2 separate regions of the Homo sapiens genome follow, and region 2 is linked to region 1. A link is a loop called in an ENCODE intact Hi-C map of the cell type or tissue named here. Cell type or tissue: heart left ventricle. All regions are shown on one strand.

The links. A loop is a pair of places that touch in the nucleus more often than their neighbours do. Peaks named below come from ENCODE experiments on the same cell type or tissue, not always from the same donor. Only the 100,000 strongest peaks of a DNase experiment are listed, where the experiment ranks them.
Region 2: a loop joins it to region 1, with 2.2 times the contacts of the local background. A loop is called at or near these places in 3 of 110 quality-filtered maps.

Annotation. Positions count from the first base shown.
Region 1 is chr6:55,446,138-55,454,137 of GRCh38, reverse strand. The region is part of intron 7 of HMGCLL1 (3-hydroxy-3-methylglutaryl-CoA lyase like 1); the gene reads left to right. Among named protein-coding and RNA genes, the nearest start is that of GFRAL, 120 kb to the right of the region's middle. In heart left ventricle, a CTCF peak has its summit at 4,717 (motif pointing left); no DNase peak of the experiment used is centred here; H3K27ac peaks cover 1,763 bases.
Region 2 is chr6:55,574,940-55,582,939 of GRCh38, reverse strand. It overlaps HMGCLL1 (3-hydroxy-3-methylglutaryl-CoA lyase like 1), which reads left to right and starts at 3,748. Exons shown (of 9, transcript NM_001042406.2): 1 at 3,748-3,992. The coding sequence starts at 3,885. In heart left ventricle, no CTCF peak of the experiment used is centred here; a DNase peak (open chromatin) is centred at 3,799; H3K4me3 peaks cover 2,725 bases; H3K27ac peaks cover 2,183 bases; H3K27me3 peaks cover 684 bases.

The DNA of each region.
Region 1 (8,000 bases):
ATAAATATAAACATTACCAAAGACATGAAATCACTCCAACTGCAAATGGGGAAGTGGAAAAAAAGTTATTTAATGAAAGATAAATGTGAATTTAAATTAGTTTTGAATAATTAGGAATGCTTCAGGAAACGTGGTAAATAGCCAGTTTTCTATGTCTATAATGATTTTCAAGAAAGCAACTTTCACCTTTCACTAAAGATGATTCTATATCCCACTCCAGTTAATGGACCACCCTCTATTAAGTTGTTGTTAAGCGAGAGATCTCAGTGCTTTGTTAATGGTATTTCTTTCTTCAGTCATTCCTCATTCATTTAGACAGTATTTTACCTAGTAAATTTATCTCAAATTTATTCCTTAACAACAATCTTTTTCCTTATGCTTCATTTTAAATAGTCATCACTAATGATTGGATGTATTGCACTAATTTTCTAACAAATGTTTCTACTTACATATTTCTCAGCCTCTATCCATCTCAATTATTGCTCCCTTGCTAGCAAAATTAGAAAATAAAAGTGCTGATGATGGCATGATTATTCATAAACCTTAGATAGACCTTCATTTCATAGAGAATAAAGCTCATATCCTATAGCAAGGCACAGGGCTTCCCATGATCAGGAGCTATGCTCCATCCATATCCCAAAAGCCCCTACAATAAACATCTCATTAAAATCTTCTGGCCAGGCGCGGTGGCTCACGCCTGTAATCCCAGCACTTTGGGAGGCCGAGGTCAGGAGATCGAGACCATCCTGGCTAACGCGGTGAAACCCCGTCTCTACTAAAAATACAAAAAAATTAGCCAGACGTGGTGGCGGGCGCCTGTAGTCCCAGCTGCTGGTAAGGCTGAGGCAGGAGAATGGCGTGAACCTGGGAGGTGGAGCTTGCAGTGAGCCGAGATTGCACCACTGCGCTCCAGCCTGGGCGACAGAGCGAGATTCCGTCTCAAAAACAAAACAAAACCAACAACAAACAACAACAACAACAACAAACTTCTTAGTACATGCTTGGCATGTTCATCGTATGTATGATTTTCCACATTGCTTCTTCTCTGTAGAATACCTCTTCCCACATCCTCTCCCCACCCTTGTCAATATCCTTCAAAGCCCAATTCAGAGGCAAACTATAACAACATTTTCACTATCCCTCCTCTCCTCCACCCCTTCCTTGCTCCACCACAAAATATACAAACCATCTCACTGGTGTTTCTGAATAGCTTTGTTTATAATTCTCATAATAGCTATGACATTCTACTTTGTATTAAAGTTCTTTGTATTAATGAATATCTTCTCTGCCAAGTCATTAACTTAATGATGCTAGTTACTAGTCTTTGTTTCCCAGCAACAGTAGCCAACTCAGGCTACCGTAAACAAAAAAGGAAAATTTATTATGAAGACACAGGGGTGTCTCAGGAAACTTCTTGGAGAAATTATGCACACAAGTCAAGAACAGAGATTTAGAAAGAAGTCTTTTTTTACCTGATTCTGAATCTCAGCTTTACCTTTTGCCAAACATGTAACATTATATATGATCATATTAAACATTCTATGCCTCAGTTTCCTCAATTAAAAAATGAGGATGATAATAATAGTACCCACTTCCAAAAACAAAGCTGGTAAGGGAATGAAGCTGGACCTCAGGAAGGACTGAAAATCTGTCAGAAATTCAGGCCATGTTTCTCTGATTCACCTATGCTTCACTTCTCATTTTACTAGAGATTGAATTTCTCTGCTCTCCGTTATTCATGGAAAAAGTTACTGGTCCACAGTTCATTTGCTGTACATCTCACCTCTTATAAAGACGGATTCTGTCTTTGTCTGTTCTAAGTCTGGGTGAGAAGACTGTGATTGACCAAATTTAAGTCCAATCAGCTGCAGCCAAGATTAATAAAAGAGTCATTGAGCAGTTTCCAGAAACCCTTCTTTATGAGAGGCACTTCCAAGAGGAGAAGGTTTAAGGAGAAAACAAGATAGGTAGTGATCCACTCAAATGTTCCTTTATTTTTGTGTCCTCAAACATGCAGTGCTGTGTCTTCAGTTTTTATAATATATAGGCCTATATGCACCTTGATCTTGATATTACATACAGTATTGTGCCATACTCATTATTTGTTCAATTATGCCTTCAAGAATATTTGAATAATAACTTATTATGTTCTAGGTATTATGCCATATGCTGAAGGTATAATGGAATGAGATAAAGTGAAATTCCAGACATCATGAAGCTAATATATACTGCCTGCTGCTTTTGCTATTTTCAAAAATCTGGTCTGTACATTCTCACAAGCCATCACTAGCTTATTAATATTTATAACATTGCTCATTCTTTGTCAGAACCACTGTTTTCAATTCTTTTGTCTTTTAATACACTTAAAAAAACTTATTAACATTTAGTTGTATTTTCACAACATTAGGTATGTCTCCCACTAACATCTACCTTGGAACTGGAAGTTATTTACCTCCTACCTCCTAGTGAAATTCCAGGAACAGAAAGGCCTAAGTTCTAAGTTCTATATACATCACTATAACTGCCTATAACTGACCACCTAAGTGACTTTTTTTGTTTTTGTTTTTGTTTTTGTTTTTGTTTTTTTGGAGATGGAATCTCACTCTGTTGCCCAGGCAGGAGTGCAATGGCGCGATCTCAGCATACACCACCGTGCCCGGCTAATTTTTGTATTTTTAGTGGAGACGGGGTTTTGCCATGTTGGCCAGGCTGGTCTTGAACTCCTGACCTCAGGTGATCCACCCGCCTCAGTCTCCCAAAGTGCTGGGATTACAGGTGTGAGCCACCGCGCCCAGCCCTATGTAACTTTTGATAACCTCCAAAAGTTCTTTGTTAAGAACTATGGGGCCTAATTCATTTTAAATCAATCAATCATTAAACATATAAGGGATTTTGGCTAAATTATCTAGTTGTAAAAGTCTGTGATTTGCAGATTAGTATGAAAAATACATGGGGACCTCCACCTGAATAGATATTGTCAGAACAATATTGTTTGTGGTCTCTCTCATTCTCTTCCTACTTCTCTTCCCCATAACCATTAGCTCCATCCCCTTCTCTTTGTGCACACACTGAAGACTATTGTGAGAGCAGGGCCTGGCTGAGTCCAAAAGAAGCAAGTGTTAGGGAGCTAGAAATGAGATGAACTCTTTGTATGACTCTCAGCCAATGAACTCAATTACTGTGTTTTTGAGATTGGTTATTTGTTTTCTACAAAAGCTTCAGGGCCCTTGTTCCTTTAACATATCTCTGTTAAGGGATATATGTATTGTCTCTCCTTACACCCTAACTCAAAGGACAGTTTTTTCTATTTATTTCCTGGCTCACCTCCTTGTTTCTGCCCTGGTCCCAAAACTTATCCTAATCTATAAGATTTTTTCTTTGTTAATTTTCTCCTCTATTCATGGCATCATCCCTTACTTCCATTTAATTAGCTCTGTCTTTTATGGTTTTCTACTTATATTTCTCACATAACCTAGATATCTCTCTGTTCACATACCCCCCTCAACTTCTTCCTCAACTCTCTTCTTCCTTTTATCACATGTCCTCTGTCTGCCTCCACATCTTTGTTATATACTTTTAAAATCCAGCATTTTGCTATGTGCCAACCTATGTGATAAGCACATTCCATGAAAGATCTCATAGAATCCTCAACAAGCCTGTTAATTGGTACTATTATACTCATTTTACAGTTGAGGGAACAGAGGTTGAACAAACATTATCAAAATCACACAGTTAAAATGGCACAACAGGTTCAAATGGAAGTCTGTCTTCTGAAACTGACTTCTTAAGCAGTAGGCTGTATGCTCTTCGTTTGTTTTGAAATCTTCTGCCAGCTCTATCCTGTCCTCCCATTCTGCTGAAATGATCAACTTCAAAATTTGTCAATGGCATAAATCCAGTGGATTTTCTCAGCTGTCATTTTCCTTAACCATCTGTTGCACTCATCACTGTGGTATGTATTTGGAGAAACGTTTTCTACCCTGGCTTGTGACATTGAACTTCCTCCTGAACTCCTTGTCTCTTTCATTAACTCATCTTCTTTCTCCCACCTCCAAAAAGTGAGTGTTCACCAAAACCCAGGATTTGAACCTCTGCCATTTTTATTCTAGCCAAGTTCCTTCAGGGAACTCAGAAATGGAATAAGTCAAGATGAGATCATTTTTTCCTTATTTTTAATTGCTCTAAGAGATAACTGACTAACTAAAGTAAAAAAAAAATAGTAGCAATATATTATCAGTTTATTTATGTAAAAGTAACAGGGAAACACGAGCACAAAGGCTGCATGGAAGGAATTGAGAATATACTGTTAGCAGCTCCTTCCCTGTGTGTGACTGGTTATTTGAAGATAGATTATGGTTAATTAAAGATGTGTATTGTAAATGAGATGACAACTACTAAACAATTTAAAGAAATCTAAATACTAAGTCAACAGAAGAGATCCAATAAAATCGTAAAACGTTCAATTAGCAGAAGAGAAGGCAGAAAAGAGGAAAAAAATTAAAAGTGTGGAACAAATAGAAAGCAGCCAGCAAAGTGGCAGATTTTAATCTAACCTTTTATCAATTGGTATATCCGTTCCAATTGGCTATGCTGATATAAAAACACACTTCGAAATGAATAATGACTCCAACACATAGATGTTTGTTTCTCACTGATTTAACAGCCCACCACACATGTTCCTGGTAAATGAGTGTGTTGTCTCCTCCAAGTGGTCATTGAGGAACTCAGGCTGCTTCCACCTTGTGGCTCACCACTCCCTAAGGCCTCAATGTCATCTGCGTTTGGCTATTAAAGAAGAAGAATGCTTGTAGTCTCTAAGAAGACTGGTTTTAGAAATGGCCTGTTTCACTTTGCTTGCATGCCATTGGCTAGACTGTAGTCACATATCCATACCTAAGTACAGGGCAGCTTGGTAATATCAGCTAGCTGAGGGTCCTGGAAGAAGAAACAGATTTTTGGTAATAAACTAGCTCTATCTGCCACAGATAAACAGTTCAGCCACAAGGTTAGAAATTTTCACAATGTTTTTATCCATAAAAACCATCTTGGAGTTTGAAACAATAAATATACTTTACAAGAAAAATTCAGTTTCCTTTTTAGGTGCTACCTTTTTGCATTTTTAAATAGGACATCAGGTGATTCCAAAACTTAGATGATATCATTCTGAGAAATACTGAACAAGGCATGAGGGAGCCACTGTGACTGAAGCTGGATATGTTAACATCTGAGATGTTTCCAGGAAGATCTGTTGTCTCTTGCCACTCAAGTGTGTTCTGGGGGCCAGTAGTATTGGCATAATTCAGGATTGTAAATAATGCAGCATCCCAGGTACCACCTCAGACCTATTAAGTGAAACCATATGTTCATTACAGTTTCAGGAGCACTGGTCTAATTATTTTATGCCAAGATGTTAGAGAATGTGGATGGCTGTAGAAGTAAAGTGATAGGAGCATTATCCAATCAACAACAGGCAAAAGCAGATGATTCTGAGAAGAATCATCTACAGAATTTGAATGGAATTCAAGCCATGTGAGCCTGAGATAGACCAGAATACTTCTGGGGGTATGATACTGGCAAAAGAAGGAAATGACTATGAAAAAAAGTAGATAGACCTTTATTAATAAAGTTCATTTGTCCTAAATATATGAGTGGTATATATTTATTATAGAGGATTGGAAAAAAATCTAGAAGCACAAATAAATGGAACTATAGTTAGTATCCTTTTCTTTTATCTTCCATTTTCTCCTATTCATTTTTTCATATTATGTATTTTTGTATATATAGTACTGTTTATATATTTATATATTTATATTTTTGTATATATAATATTGTATTATACAGAAATATTTTACTATTTCATGATAGCCAATCTTATGTAATTTATCAACTCTGTCTCTATTTTTCAACATTTAACCTATGAACTTATTTTCACTGTTAATATTGAGTAACATTACAAAAAATATTCATCCTTGAACATCAATCTATCTGAATATTTCTGGCTGTCTTCTTGGGCTAGCTTCCTAGAAATACAATCACTAGGACAACAAATATTTACTTTCTGAAGTTGTTTGCTAATGTTGCTAACTTGTGTGGAAACTTTTCAGAAAGTCTCATAAGAAAAGGAAGCCTTTTGATTTGTCGATGTTCTTCTTCTAATTCACACCCTGCCTCCTGGAGTTGTTATATGGATTCAATGAATCAATGCATGTAAAGTGTTTAGTAATATGTCCGGCATATCGTCAGTATTTTGTTAACTATTAATATTGTGCAGTAGCACACAGTTGTTAAACCTGGATTTGCATTCTTACCTTGCCTCATACTAACCATATGAAGCAGGACATATCACTTGCCCTTCATGAACCTCAGTTTACTCATGAGTAAAATGGGCATGTGTTACTAACCACTTCAGGTTGACTTTGTGGAGCTTTATCATATGTGAAGCACATGGTACAATCCTTGTGAAAAAGTAAGCAATTCAGCAAATGTTTGCTAATAGTATTTATTATTTTTAGTCTTAAAGAAATTGAAAATTTTCTTGCTTTTTTTTTCCTTACTTCCTTCAGTGTACACACTCCCATTTCTATCTCAATTTGAATATGTCCAGTGAAGGTAGAAATATAATCTATCTCCTTTTGAAGGCAAGGAGGAGTGAAGCATTTAGGAATACTAGTTTTAAAGATGAGAAGTCTAATTATTTTGATTAATAATCACATTAGCTTAGTCATTCCTCAACATAGCTCTCTCTCTTTGCATCTATATATAATCCTATTATTTACTTACCAATTTTTATATATACTCCTGTTTACTAAAACATTGACATTATTCATGTAGGCTAACTGTTCATTATCTATGGCTTACCTATCACGTATATTATGTTCACAATACACATCAATGGCAAGTAGGGTTCTCTCTCAGGTGGTACAGTAGCTCATATAGTATCTATTTAGAGTCTTGGTTGAGAAGCAAACATCTGGGCTTATTGGAAATAAGCGTGGCCACTGAACTACGAGTAATACTTCATGTATGGGTAATTTCAGTCCTTTGGTAGAGTGAATAGTAGCTATGAGAAACAAGTTGAGAATAAAAATATTGGAAAATAAGCATATTTTGATATTTTATTCTATATGAATATTCATGTTAAAATGAATAATTTTCACTTTCAGAAATTTTATTTTAAATTAAATCTAACATTACTATAGATTATTAAATAAAATACTGATCTTAGGGGATAAAAAATGTAGATGACTTCAAAAATAATAATCCAGATCTAATTGTTTTTTGGGACTTTAGTAACCTCAATAACTAAAATTTTAGGTTTCATAAAATATTTTGAAAACATGAATATATAGATTAGAAATTTTGCAAGATGATTTTTTACTCCCTTTATTGTTGTATGTATTCATTTTATTTGGGTTATAAGACCATACAGCAACAAGAAAAAGTTGTGATGGTACTTTTAGTTAGCATATCAGCAACATCAGACCATTAGAACATCATACAGAATCAATACTCCCCAGAGCTCACCTAAGATTAGAATACAGACATGATATGTTTATGACATATCTACAGGCAATTTGCTCTCCTCCAGAAAAAGTTGCCACTAACATTTTATTCATTTCTCTCTGGCCTTAGGTCCAAGCACATATGCAGAGAGCTCAAGTAGACGGAGCACACATAACTGAATTCACCAGGTTTATGGTATCCTGGGCCATTGAGTTAATAGCTTTAATTGTGAACTTAGAGAAAATGAGAAGCCAAGGACATCTCAGTCCTTAGAGTTATAATTATATAAATGTATTTATATATGTTATATAAAAATATATTTATATATTATGTATGTTATAAATATTTAAATAAATATGTTATAAATATACATGTTATATATGTTATATATGAATATATAAATATGTATATAATTTAGAAAACATTGGTTCCCTGAGCACTAATAACAGTTGCTTCTCATTAGATAGTCATAAGCTACTTCTCAATAACAGCCAAAA
Region 2 (8,000 bases), 130 kb before region 1:
CTATACTTTAGAAACTTATTATAAGAAATGATTTTGATTATATGTGTGTATGTGTACATACATATATGTATACATATATACAGGTATCGTACAGCCAATAGCATCATGGTTTCAAATAATTTAAATAAAATAAAATGGGAAAAACAAAAAGTATATACAAGAAATATTAATTTTTTCTCTCTGAAATAAAATGTATTAAAATGTTTCTAGAATTAGAACACTAGGTGTCTTCATTGATATCTTTATGTATCTTCTGAATTTCTCAAAATTGCTGTAATAAGAAACATAATTAGAGTGATAGGACATGAAATAATCCTAAAACTTGGGGAAACATGTATAATTTGATATTGCTGAAGTTATGGATAAGTTTAGAAAATGGGTAGGAGTTGAGACTGCAAAGACTGCTAAGAGTCTCTTCATGAAATATTAATTGAACCATTTTTAAGAAATATGACTTACCCCCACCCCCAGAGGTTATGGGACACCTCTAAGAATTTTAAGTTCAGAAATGTTTATCAGATATATATTTTCAAAATCTCTCAGACTATACAGTATGAATTGTTGAGTGCAAAATCACCCAGGAAGCCAGACTACTGTATTAATAATAATAATAGCTAACATTTGCTGGCTGCCTACAACATGCCAGAGACCAAATGTTGAACACTTTATATATTCTGTCATTTAATTTTGGCAACAAGTAAGAACTGTTATTGTCACCCTTTTACACATGTGGATACAGATGCTAACAAAGTTGTCCAGGGTCACTCAGTCCCTGTTAGAACCTGGCTCCCATCATAGATAATCTAGAACCAACTCTTAGGCCCTTCCCCACTGCATTATGGTGTTGCTTGTCAAACAGATAGGAAGTGGAGCAGAGAGAAGTTCTTAGCAAAAGAAAAAGAGCAAGGGATGAGTCCAAGATATTTAACTCAAATCACTTGTTGACAGATTGGTGGGATTAAGGAGAGAAGGAAGTCAAGAATAATTCAGGAGAGACAGGTTGAATTGAATGCTTTTGTACATAGTAAAATCATTAATAAAGTCACTAGAGAAAACAGAAAATTTACTTTAATTTGAGGTGAATGTTCGTATCTTCTTCTGCTTGAGTGAGTAAAATGCAATGAAATAAAAATGGCTTAGTCATATGATGCAGCAAGCATAGTATAGAGTGCAGATGCAGGATATGGCACTTACTCACTTCGTAGTTTTTAACAACTGGTTTCTTTATTTTTCTAATGGAGCCCAAGCTTCTAACCTGTTATATTGCAAGAGAGAACTATAGAACCTTCCACAAACTTCTTTTTATTCTCATTTTATCTAGAGCTTTTTAGAACAGGGGTACATATTGAAAATGTTTTATTTGAGTAATCAGAACAGAAAGATGTACATTAATACTAAGTACAAAAACATATGCTTTTCAAATGTATAAATTTTAAGCATTCATAAATTAACACCAAACTTTACTTACCAGTAAAATCACATCTATTTTAACTCCTGTTTATTCATTAGATTAAACATTCTTAAGATATTTGGTCTTTAAGATTTTGGCATTTGTACAAATTTTGTTTAAAAATTTGAGATCATAGCATTTTCCATATGATATGAATTAAAATAAAAAACAAATACTTTTATATTTATAAGACTTTTCTGTAAAAAAACACGTATCACTATGGTCAACTAATTGGTATATGAAATTTTCTTCAGACCCTTTTAATTTAGAAAACGATTAAGCAATAATTTTTTTTTCCCTAAATGTTCTTGTTCTTAGTAGCAGAAGATCATATCATATCTGACTTATCTTAGAGGTCTTATTCTCCAAAAGTTTAGACTTCAATTTTAATTGCCAATCCTTTTTGAGGTTTAGAATGATTGTTGACTCCATTATGAAGGTTGCCTTGTTAAATTATTGTTGTTGAAGTTGGATCTTTTAAAATTATTTTTAAATATCATGTTCCCTGTTGCAGAATTTAAATATAGAGAGAAAAATGATAGTAAGCATAGATATAACCAGTACCGTCCATTTCACTTGCAGTGGAACAATAACTAACAGCTGAGCTCTGCTGGTACAGCTAATAGATTTAGCTCTATGAATGTACACCTATATGATAGTCATGCTTAGGTAAATAACAACCGGAGTTTTGGTGCTTTACAGAGTTTTAAGCGCATCCAGGAATTGGATAACTTCACTTTAGCAGTTCAGGGAATGTTCTCCAGGTTAAACATCCGGCTGGGCGCGGTGGCTGACCCCTGTAATCCCAGCACTTTGGGAGGCCGAGGAGGTCAGACCACGAGGTCAGGAGATCGAGACCATCCTGGCTAACGCGGTGAAACCCCGTCTCTACTAAAAATACAAAAAATTAGCCTGGCGTGGCGGCCGGCGCCTGTAGTCCCAGCAGCTGGGGAGGCCGAGGCAGGAGAATGGCGTGAACCTGGGGGGAGAAGCTTTCAGTGAGCCGACATCGCGCCACTGCACTCCAGCCTGGGCGACAGAGCGAGACTCCGTCTCAAAAAAAAAAAAAAAAAAAAAAAAAAAGAAAGAAAAAAGAAAAAAAAAATCCTTGGTTAACTGTGAGAAGAAGACTATGACCTCCTCATCCTCTTTGCCCTTTCTAGTGCAGTTTTACCGAAGGATCTACACGATTTCTCTTCCACTCTTTGTCTTTTTCCTCCCTTAACCCATTTATTTTTATTACCTGTGGAAGTCTCACTGCCCACCCCCCAAACCCCCACCCATGCAACACACAAGTGGTAAGGATGGTTTGACTTTGAATGGTAAATTTCTTCTGTGTGTTTATACTACGGTGTGCATCGGTTGGCTCCTGGTTTACATTTGCTCCATCAGCCACCAGGGCTGATGCGTATTCCTGGCCATGGACACCCTGGCTGGGTCTCCGGAAGACCCTAGGTATCCTGCACGAGACTATTCTTGATGACTATGTCATTTTAGCTGCAAACCACTGAACCCACTGCGAAGATTATTAGGGTGTGACAATACACGTAAGTTTACATGTGAAAGTGAGGGGGGGAAGGTAGGCCGGTGGTCTGCTCGAAGGCTATTTTTTCAAACCCTCTCTTCCACTAAAAATGTCTCCAATTCTAATATCCTAAGAACTTGTATAGAATTTTCCGTTTGGATAAATCTAGTCCTTAGGGCTTTAATAATTTTGTGCCATGAGACTTTTAAACACGCAGTTCCATTTCAGCGCTTAACCGCAGCACCAACTTACAGCTTACCTCTCATTTAGGAACGTACCTCTGAGAGTACCTCTGACATGTAACCTAATTTAAGACTATCTTTTCCTTTTCATTAGACTGTTGGATATGTTTTAACCTTGCTGATTGCCTCAAAAACATTTTTAAATAGAGCTTATTGTTATAAAGCATAAACTCCGTGAGCTCAACGGTAGGCAAATCTACACTTGAGCACCCAAGGCTGCAGCTGGGAATGAACGAACTCATCAACATAAACACTCACGCCCCTTCCTTTTATTTTAGACCCCTTTTCTTCTACACCTGATCTATGCCAGGTGAGAAGTAGGTGGGCACGTTAAGATACAGTCAGCCCTGGGCGCTCAGTGTAGTGCGGAAAATGAGACACCCCTGGACATCCTCTGGCTCAGCTCCTTTCTCTCCTGTTCAGGTGCTCGGCATTTCTGTCGATTCCCGCAGGTGCCCCGTGCACCCGCTGCCCCAGGCGCGGCCACCTGCCACGCCCCACTCCCCGCCCTCTCGGCGCCGCCGCAGTGCGCAGAACAGCTCTGGTCCTCACAGCCAGTGCACCGGAGGGGCGCGCTCCCGAGCTGGCGCAGTTTCCCAGCGCGGTGCCCGCCCCTCATCCTCCTCCAGTCTCCCTCCCCTCGCCGACTGCCGCCCCAGGCTCCGCCATGGGGAATGTGCCATCCGCGGTGAAGCACTGCCTCAGCTACCAGCAGCTTCTCCGGGAGCATCTCTGGATCGGGGATTCAGTGGCAGGGGCGCTCGACCCCGCGCAGGTACCACCTCGCGGCCCAGGGTGTCCCCACCCTCATGCGCACACTGACAGCCAGCCTCTCTCCCTGCAACCTCTTGGTGCCCTCCTCCCTTTATGTCACCTCCTCACCCCAGGACCCTTCCCGCAGCAGTTCTGTCGTGTTAGGCCGCACCCCTTAAACGGTTTCCCGTTATCTCTCTTCGGTGAATGTATCGACCCGCCTCTACAGATCAGACCCTGCAAAATCCCTGCCTGTGACCATTTGCTGGTCGCCTAAAGAAAAGAATTCCTTCTCTGTGTTTTCCTGGAAAGGGATGCATTACGTAATACAATTTGTATTCATAGGTATTCCTTCAAGGATACCGCCCTTATTCTCAGTGCTCCTTGTACTGTGTAACAAAGACTACAAATTTGTCACAATGTGAGGCAGAAAAAGGAATGAAACCGGTAGAAGGTTAAGAAGACATAGTAGGATGAAATAATCCATCAGAACATTAATTATCCCAAATGTATTTGTGCTTCAACAAACTTGAAAGAAAGTGTAAATAACAGCAATTTCAGACTAAAATTTATTCCCACATTGTTCCTGAAAGGGCATGTTAAGACAATAGGCAACTTAATATTATTCATATACTTATGATTTAATGCACTCTTAACCAGTGTCAGATAAATAAAGAAAAGGTGTATAAAGAAATTAACTTTTTCCTTAAAAAACTTGAAAATCTAAAATTCCACAAAATATTAAATAACTGATAATTGTTATGAAAATGTTGAAACATGGAATAAAGGAGGAGCACTGTGAGGACTTCTTGTTAAATTACAGGTGCTGGATACAAGATTATTTCTGATTCGACTAGTGAACAAAATAACTTCTGTTATTGTAATATTTTAGTCATTAAGCATAATTGTACCATGTGGATTTAAATCAACTATTCTAATATAAAATATTCATTTTCTATTGTGTATTCTCAGTTTAGTGTATCATATGTGAAATTGCAATCTTATCTTTACAAATTGGAATTCAGCATTTGTGTTCTTTAGAAGATATTTTGTTTCTCGTTACTTAAAAGATGGCCATGGTCATCTAACTCAAAACCTGTTGATGACAGTGGTAGAGGTGAAAAGTTATCCTTTATCTTCCCACATGTTAATATGTCTATTTAATTTTCCTACCTTCTATTTTGACCTTCCTGATGTAACTTTTATCTTAATGTTCTTGACTTTTTAAATTCAGTCTGTTATTTAATCAGGAACCATTAACTTATATTTCCTAAGTCTGAGAGTTTATATGATTTTTCTTTTTGAGTGAATATTATATTTCTCTCTCCCTCTTTATTTTCTGATTTACACATTTTGTGGGTTTTATGGACAATGATAGAAGATTGGTTGCAGGTAAGGATGTCTTATTTGCCCTGCTAAGATATGGAAGCAGGTTAAATGAAAATGACTAGGATTCCCGAGAAATAAAATTCTGGGGCATTCATCAGCTTAATGAAGACTTTTTTGGCCCATTCTGAAGATATAATAGCCCTTCTCTAAATATTGCCTTTTTACCCACCAACTGCTTTGCCTAGAAAACTCTTATTTGTCTCTCAAGTACAGATTTTAAATTTTTTTTTTTTTTTAGTCCAGCCCTTTGCTCCCTCCAGAGTTATGCTTCTTTTTGTGTTCTCGGGAATTTTTAAAAATAATTCTGTTTTAGTTCCAATACTGTTGAATTGTGATTTTTTCTATCTTATCGTAATTGAACTCACAGCAGCACTAACATCTGACACTTGGCTTTTTGAACTTTATCTTCCTAGACTTCTCTTCTAACAAACCTTCACTGCTTTCAGCCCGATGTCTCTGGCTTCTCAGTCTCCTTGGCAGGCACGGTGGCTTGTATCCACTGGGTAAATATCCAGATGCCCCATCACTATCTACACTCTTCCTAGTGTGAGTTTGAGTGACAATCTACACTCACTGATTTGATTACTGTTTGTGTACCAGTGTTTTCTAGACTTACATTCCCCTATTTCTCTTGAATTCCAGTCCAGATGTTCAGCTGCTCATTTGACATCATCGCTTAGGTATCTCAAAAGCAACTCAAACTCAAACATTTTCAAAATTTTATTAATGTTCTACTTCTTCCAACACTGGACTTTCTGCAATATTTCCTATTGCAGGGAATGCCAGTATAATTTATTCAGTTCTATGAGCCATACACCAGAAACTATCTTCTTTCATTTCCCTCACACCCAAAGTATCACTGAGTCCTGCAATTTTACTTCTTGAATTTCTTTCAAATCTATTTTTCCAACTTCATTGCACCAATCAATTTTAAAATGGCATTATCTCTCATATGGATGACTGGGCTGTTGCAGTAGTCTTCTTACTTTCCAGGAATCCCTCTTCAACCCAATGCCTATATAGCTAATTGGAAAGTGTTCCCTATTTCAAATAAAATAATGCTATTTCTCTGTTTCAAAACCATCCGTGAATTTCCATTGCTTTTAAGAGTGGACACCAAAACTTTTAATGTGTTTTCTAAACTTCAAATGATCTTTTCATTGCATCTCTCAGCAACATCATCTTAAGCTATTCTTTTTTGTTCTTGCCACTTTAGCCACAGTGGCCTTTTTTGAGTTCTATAATAAATTGTGTTCCCTCTGGAACCACAGTGTTTGCTTACCTTCCTCTCTGCTAGGAAGATTGTTTTCAACAAATTAACTTCTAATTAATCTTCCGCCCTCAACTTGCATGTTACCCTCTCGTGAAATCTCTCCCAGACTCTCCATGCCAGCAGCTTTTGTTAGACTTCTATTGCATAGTAACCTATTGTAGATAATATGCATTATATATTTATTTTCATGATTACTTGATATTTAATTGCTTTGCAGATATTAAGCATAGTAAAACTAAGGAAGCAATTCACCACGGGATTCTCAACACTTATCAGAATGTCTGGTTAATTTTTTATGGCCAATAATACTTTTTGAATGAACAAATGAATTAATGTTTTCCCTTATAGGCCATAAGCATCACATGCCCATGAAGACCATGGACTTCTTCTTAGCATTTGTTCAAGGTCCAACAAAATGATTGGCACACTGTAGCATCATGATAAATATTTGCTAAGTGAATACAAAATCAGTGAGAATGGGGACATGGTATAGAGTTTGATCTTAGCACCAATCGATGAATATTATTACTGTTTTTCTCTCACCTTTTTGTCTCATAGGACCTCATAGTAGTTTAATGGAGAGATGAGGTAAAAATGGTTTCTGGAGGCTGTCAACACAGCAGAGAGCTTAACTAATTCTCTATTGTTGAATCTGGCAGAGAGAATCATGAATAAACCTGACTCCTGTAATATGAAATAATTTGATTGTAGTTAGAACAGATAGAAAATTCTGTATTTTGAAATAATTATGTGTGTGCAATAGAATATTGAAAACCTCGATATTTTTCTGTTACCAACTTATTCCATGGTTTTGTGTGTGCAAGAGCATGGCCACACCTTAATTTTTCAGCTTACATATTAGAGATAATATATCCCTGATGAATTATTAGACTTAAATTAAATATTGTGTGTATGAATATATACACATATACATATTAGAAGTTTAACAATGTACTATCAAATATAAAAAGAATAAATATGAATGAAAGGCTTATTCTATCACAGGTCCACTAATTAAATTATGTGGGTCTCTGTTTTTGCTAATGACAATGGTTTTGCAGAAAATTCCCTTAATAGACCAAGAGGTTGAAATTGCTCATTCTGTAATTCAAGCTATCTCTTAGGACCTGTTTTATTTTCTGTAGTTGTCTCTGTTAAAAAGAGTATAATGAAGCTGGCTTAATTGGCATGTTTTAAAGTTTTGATTAAATTTAAGTTTCCTAGTGAAGCGATCCCCCTTTGATTTTCAAGTGTTCCTTAAGCAATAACTAAATCTCTTCACATATTAATGCCCTTTTGCAAAAATAAAATTTCCAAAGACCTAAATTCTAATATAAATAATGTTTCAAACCTATTATATTTCTAAAA